Linked DNA regions of Homo sapiens: region 1 is linked to region 2. Evidence: read pairs that join two places in POLR2A ChIA-PET (ENCODE). Cell type or tissue: GM12878. All regions are shown on one strand. Each heading gives the region's core, and the rest is flanking DNA. Links, peaks and the distances in the headings are about the cores only.

Evidence for each region. ChIA-PET counts read pairs that join two places held together with the same protein. Peaks named below come from ENCODE experiments on the same cell type or tissue, not always from the same donor. Only the 100,000 strongest peaks of a DNase experiment are listed, where the experiment ranks them.
Region 1: POLR2A ChIA-PET joins it to region 2 with 6 read pairs; 2 of 35 experiments call an interaction of 5 or more read pairs at or near these places.

What each region holds. Positions count from the first base shown.
Region 1 is chr10:21,977,800-21,980,731 of GRCh38, reverse strand. All of the region lies in intron 1 of DNAJC1 (DnaJ heat shock protein family (Hsp40) member C1), which reads left to right. Among named protein-coding and RNA genes, the nearest start is that of DNAJC1, 24 kb to the left of the region's middle. In GM12878, for the core only: no CTCF peak of the experiment used is centred there; no DNase peak of the experiment used is centred there.
Region 2 is chr10:22,365,359-22,368,290 of GRCh38, reverse strand. All of the region lies in intron 3 of SPAG6 (sperm associated antigen 6), which reads right to left. Among named protein-coding and RNA genes, the nearest start is that of SPAG6, 21 kb to the right of the region's middle. In GM12878, for the core only: no CTCF peak of the experiment used is centred there; no DNase peak of the experiment used is centred there; H3K27ac peaks cover 607 bases.

The DNA.
Region 1 (2,932 bases), core at 306-2,805, 390 kb after region 2:
ACAGTTCTCATATACCTTTCACCTGGCTTTCTCAGATGTAACCTTAATAAATTGATAAAAACCAGGACATTAACACTGTTACAGTGTTATCTACAGATGTTATTCAGATTTTCCAGCTGTCCCATTAACATCCTTTTCCTGGTGCAGAATCACACATTTAGTTGTTTTATCTCATTTATGTCCACTCTGGGACAGTTCCTCAGTCTTTCTTGACCTTGACACTTTTGGAGAATATTGGACAGTTATATTTTAAAGTGTCCCACAGTTTGGGTTTGTCTAATATTTCCTCATGATTAAATTCAAACTATGCATGTTTGTTATAAATACTATGGAAGTGGTGTGCCCTTTTCAGTGTATTGTATCAGGAGGCACATGATATCCATATATCTCATCACAGATGATGTTAACTTTGATCATTTGGTTAAGTGTCTGCCAGGTTTCTCCACCGTAAAATTACTATTTTCTCTTTGTTAATTTCTTTGTAGGAAATTACTTCTTAATGGACAGAACTAGGAAATATATGTGTGTATATGTGTATATAGTTTGTTCAATATCTGGATTTTGTGCCTGTTTTTGTTCACTGCCATTTCTAGCACTTGTTTAGCCCTGTGGTCAGTAGATATTTGTAGCTAATAATATAGAATAGTGTAAAGTTAGACTAGATAACCTAAGGACTTTCCAGCCCCGCAACTCTGTTAATGTTTTGATTCTGGAAAAATAAGCTGGGGAACAAGACAAAAATAAACTCTGAACAGGATTCATAATAAGCAGAATGCAAAAGTCATAGGACTTTTGACTGCAAAAGTCATAGGAGCAGACATATGCAGTTTTGACATATGACTGCAAAAGTCATAGGAGCAGAAAGCTTTGATTATTATCAAAAACAATGAAGGTGTCAAAGGCCTGGAACAAAGTTTGCTGTGGGTAGGTAAGAAAGAGAAGCTTGATAATCGTTTTATCCATTGTACCTTAGCCGGATTGACTTGCAGAAGGTAAAGCCATGGTGAAAAAAAAAAAAAGAAAAATTATAAATAAGGATATCTCCTTTACAGGTATTCTGTCTTTAGTTTACTTTCCATTATTTCTTACTTTATCCAGGTAGACCAGATCCAAGTACATGTATTCCCACTGTAAAACCATATATGGCTTCATATTCTGCAAAGTCACACCCTAAAAATAACAGTACCTATGGGAAAAATAGGGTTGAGGTACAGCGTTCAAAATCTGTGGAACCTTATAAGCACTCATGAAAATAATAATACTTTAAAAAATCAATTAAATCTCCTCTAGCATTTTAACCTGGCATCATAGTTCTTAAAATCCTTTAAACCCTTGTTCTCATGCTTCCTTATTTGGGATATAGATTCTTTAGATCAGTTGAATAAAAATACATATGATTCAGATAAGAGCCCTTTTGAAAATGAAGGAAATGTCTTTGCAGCTTCTTGAGCTGCACTCAGAGATTGATCAGATAGCTTTACATAGTAGAAACCATAGAAGTTCTTGAAGCCACAAAACCAGCTACTACTTATATTAATAGAAGGCACGTCTAATAGATTTCTAGCTGGTTTTTTTTAAAAGATCTTCATATTTTACTAAGGTTTTGTCTTTAATTGCAAGAAAACTTATCTTGGATCATTAAAAAAAAATGAATGTGCCAGGGGAAAAAAAAATCAAGTCGAACTTACATACCTAACTCTGCATTATAAGAATATCATTCCGCTGTTTACTAATTGTATATAAGATCATTCAAATTAAAAAAGTCATAGAGGTAATTAATCTGTAATAATCTGAGTAACCGATTACACCTCAGTGACAGTGTGTTTAGCCAGAGTCGGTATTTCCTATATATGTATTTTTTATAGCCTTAGATGTTTCTGATAACATTGTATAAACATATCACTTACTGAATTTACAGACTCTGAATAAATGGTGGCTTCATGATACAGTTTTTAAAAGTATTTTTACCTTAGGATTCTTGGGTCTTGTATCAGCTCTTGTGGGAAGTTTGTGTATGTTTCCAGTCTTTTCCCTCTTTTTCCTGTGACTCATTCTACTTCTTCATCTACTTTAGTAGTCACTAGCACTGCCAGGTTTTGTGGAATCTTTGACAGAAATGTAGGATTCCTGCCTTTTACATACAGGAAATAATTTGATAGTATTGGAAGACAAAATGTAATCAACTGATAGACTGCCACATGTTGTCTGTAAATACTAGGCCTGTGTGTGCTATTCCCTAGCATTGTCTGGCTTTACTGAAAGCACTTCAAGCTTAAGAAATTGCTGACCCCTGTCTTACTAGGTTCTGAGCCAATCTTTTCACTTGCTAATCGACTTTCCCACTTTACTGAAAGGAGAGGCTTTCAAATTCTATACTTTATCAGTGTATTAGTTCTACAAAATGTTGCTTCAAGAAATAATGGAAATTCTTAAAGAGTTTGCATGTTGTTGCATGTTTCTCTCTCCCTCTGTTCAAATTTCCCTCTTGATGGAGATGTGCTTCTGGGTGACTGGTTGCCAGGAACTTTTATGTTCATAAGTACTTTTTGAATATTGTATTACCTATTTAAAAAGTTAAGAAAAATCTATATATATTTGGATGATGAGGAATGAGATAGATGGAAGAACTTGTGAGGAGTGAAAGAGCTTTAGGAAGAGAAACTATTGAAGCTTATCTAAATTACAAAATAAGTCAAATGCTCCTATATAAAAAACAGACATTCTTATTGTTAAAAAACTTTTTGCTGTTAAATATCATCTAAATATTGGTTTGATGTACAAATGTAGAAAAATATCTTGGGCATAGATTTTTTTTCCCTTGTCACTTTGAAAAGAAATTTACTTATTATTTTTCTGTAGGTTTTTCAAAGAATTTTTATATTAGACAATCACATCAGCTTTCCAAAAGAGAGAAAACACTGATTAGGAACCC
Region 2 (2,932 bases), core at 137-2,636:
CAAGGTAGGTTTTACATTGTATTTCAAATGTTTTACCCTGAAGCCTGCATTTGGAAATTGTATAAAATTATAAACATACTTTCCACAAATTCATAAAATAACGAGATTTTATGTATCTGCATTACACCAAAATGTATTGTTTGACCCTTGGGAACTCTTAGATTGTTAGCATGTGCAACTAAGCTCACTGTCAACTGACTAATTCATTTCCTTTACTTGCCCTCAGTCTTTAAGCATGGTAGGCCTTTCATGACCTCAACTAATCTTTCTGGTGTCCTAAATTATTCTGAAGTAACAACCATGTTCTAAAATGTGCTTACAATCATCAAATAAACATAAAGGCAAAACATTCATGACACATTTTAAAACTTTTCCTGGCAAATAAATCAGCCAAACAATGGGATATAAGTTATTTTCTCTAGAAATGCTTTTTTTTTAAGATAAAAGCAAATTACTTACCATTTTGTAAATTTTAAATACTGCTTCATATTTATATTTCCTATAGATGCATTGTTTCTCACTAAGGAATGAGTAAATGAAACTGAAACACAAGACTAACATGTTTCTCTTCATATCGCTAAAAAAATTAAATGTATAGGAAATATGTGGCTGTGACACTCACTATGGTTTTATGGTTAGCATAATGACACAGTGATGGTCTCCTAACTCTTTCTGTTATTAATAAAACCCAATTAAACCCCTATTTTACATTCTAAGTTTCTATTTCTTCACAGTGACTAATGAAAAGTGACTAGTTGACTACAGCACCTGTTTTGAAAGCATTCTGTTCACTTAGACTATAATATTGATACAATGAAAATTACAGGAGAAAAAAACACATCAAGTACATCTTAAACATAGTATATCTTAAAAATCAGTATATGTTGCTAATATAAGAAATATGCTATATTAGTACTGATGTTTTTGATTTGACATATTTTCTTTAGTTTCTTAAATTATATAAGTAACCAAATTTCTACTAATTTACTCTAAATATTAGAATAGAGTTTTGAAGTAGGTTTCCATAGATTATTTTCTTACAAATGTGGGGAAAAAATGGTGATACATTTATTTTCATTACCTTAGCTAACTTGACTTTTTATACTGCAGAATTGTCAAATTTACAGAACATTTATGGGTATCAATAGTCACTATTAATTCCAGTGCCTATAACTAACACTTTCTGATCTCATTCCCTCTTTCTCCTAATTTTCACTTCCCCCAAATTCCTAACACTCTTCTCTTCCATTCCTCATTAAAAGAAATGCCAAAAAAAAAAAACCCAGCAAAACCACAGGACTTTGTACCTCATAAAGAGGAGATTAAATCTCCTGTGAGAAATGACTTAAAGGCTGGGAGGTGAGGGAGACAGAAGCTTGTGCAAAGGCTTCGTGTTTTCACTGCCTCCTCACTTTTCTGCTGTAGTGCTTTTTTGTCTCTCTACAACTAATTAACATTTATTCAACTTAGAAAACTTCTACTGAAAATCTTCTACGTGGGATACCAGAATACAGACTCTGCTCTCAAAAGAAAGAGCTAAGAGTCCAAGAGGAAGAAAGCCCAACAGTATTTGATGATAGAAGGAATATCCACAAGAAAAATAAAATTTCTGTGACTCCTTGTAGAGCTATAACAAGCATTAGTAAGTGACTCTCTCATCTATAAATATAAGGAAAATTTCTGCACCATTAGGATTTATTTTTATTCTGGCAAAATACACATAACATGAAATTTACCATTTTAACCATTTTAAAGTATACAATTTAGTGGCATTTAGTGCATTCACAATGTTGCACAACCATCACCACTATATAGTTCTAGACTATTATCATCAACCCAACAAGAAACTTCTTACAAATAAAGCAGTCAATTCCCATTCCCTTCTCCTTCCAGCCCCTGGCAACCACTAATCTGCTTCTGTCTCTATGGATTTACATATTCTGGATAGTTCATATAAATGGAACCATACAATCTGTGGCCTTTTGTGTCTGGCTTCTTGCACTTAGCATATGTTTTTATGGGTCATCCATGGTGTAGCATTTATCAGTACTTTATTCCTTTTATGACTAATAATCCATTGTATGGATACACAACATTTTGTTTACCCGTTCATCTGTTGATTGGATTAGGTTGCTTTCACCTTTTGGCTATTGTGGATGCTGCTGCTATGAATATTTCTGTGCAGGCTTTGCTGGAGCATCTGTTTTCAATTCTTTTGGATATATAGCTAGGAATAGAATTGCTGAGTCACGTGGTAACAAATGTTTCACTGACTGCGGACCTGCCAAAGTGTTCTCACAGTGGTTTCCCCCATTTTACATTCCTACCAGCAATGTATGAAAGTTCCAATTTCTCCATGCCCTCACCAACACTTGTTATTTTCTTTTTATTTTTTATTATGGCCACCCTAAAAGGTATGAAGTGATACCTCATTGTGGTTTTGATTTGCATTTCTTAATGACTAATGCTGTGGAGCATCTTTTCACATGCTTCTTGGCCATTTTTATATATTCTTTGGAGAAATGTCTATTTAATTCCTTTGTCGATTTTTCAATTGGCTTGTCTTTTTGTTACACAAATAGGAATTTAATCCCAAAGATATGTCAAGAAAGCTCTATCCCTAGGTTATGATAAACTAACAGAATAGAATGAACAGTCCAAAACCTACCTACAAGTGGTCCTTAACTACTGTGAAAACCAAATAGCTGGCATTGTATAGAAAAAGAAAGTGGTACCAGATAGGAGGGGGAAAAAAACAGGGCAATTTCAGATAGTGCTTAACAGAGTTGGCATGCCTATAACTTGGTAAAAAAAGATTTATCAAACCTTCCATTACACATACTTATTCTCTTCCTCTTTTTGGTTGCTTCTCTACCCCTTGCCTCAAGGCTGTCTCTCACTATTTCCCTTAACTTGGTTTCACCAGCATATA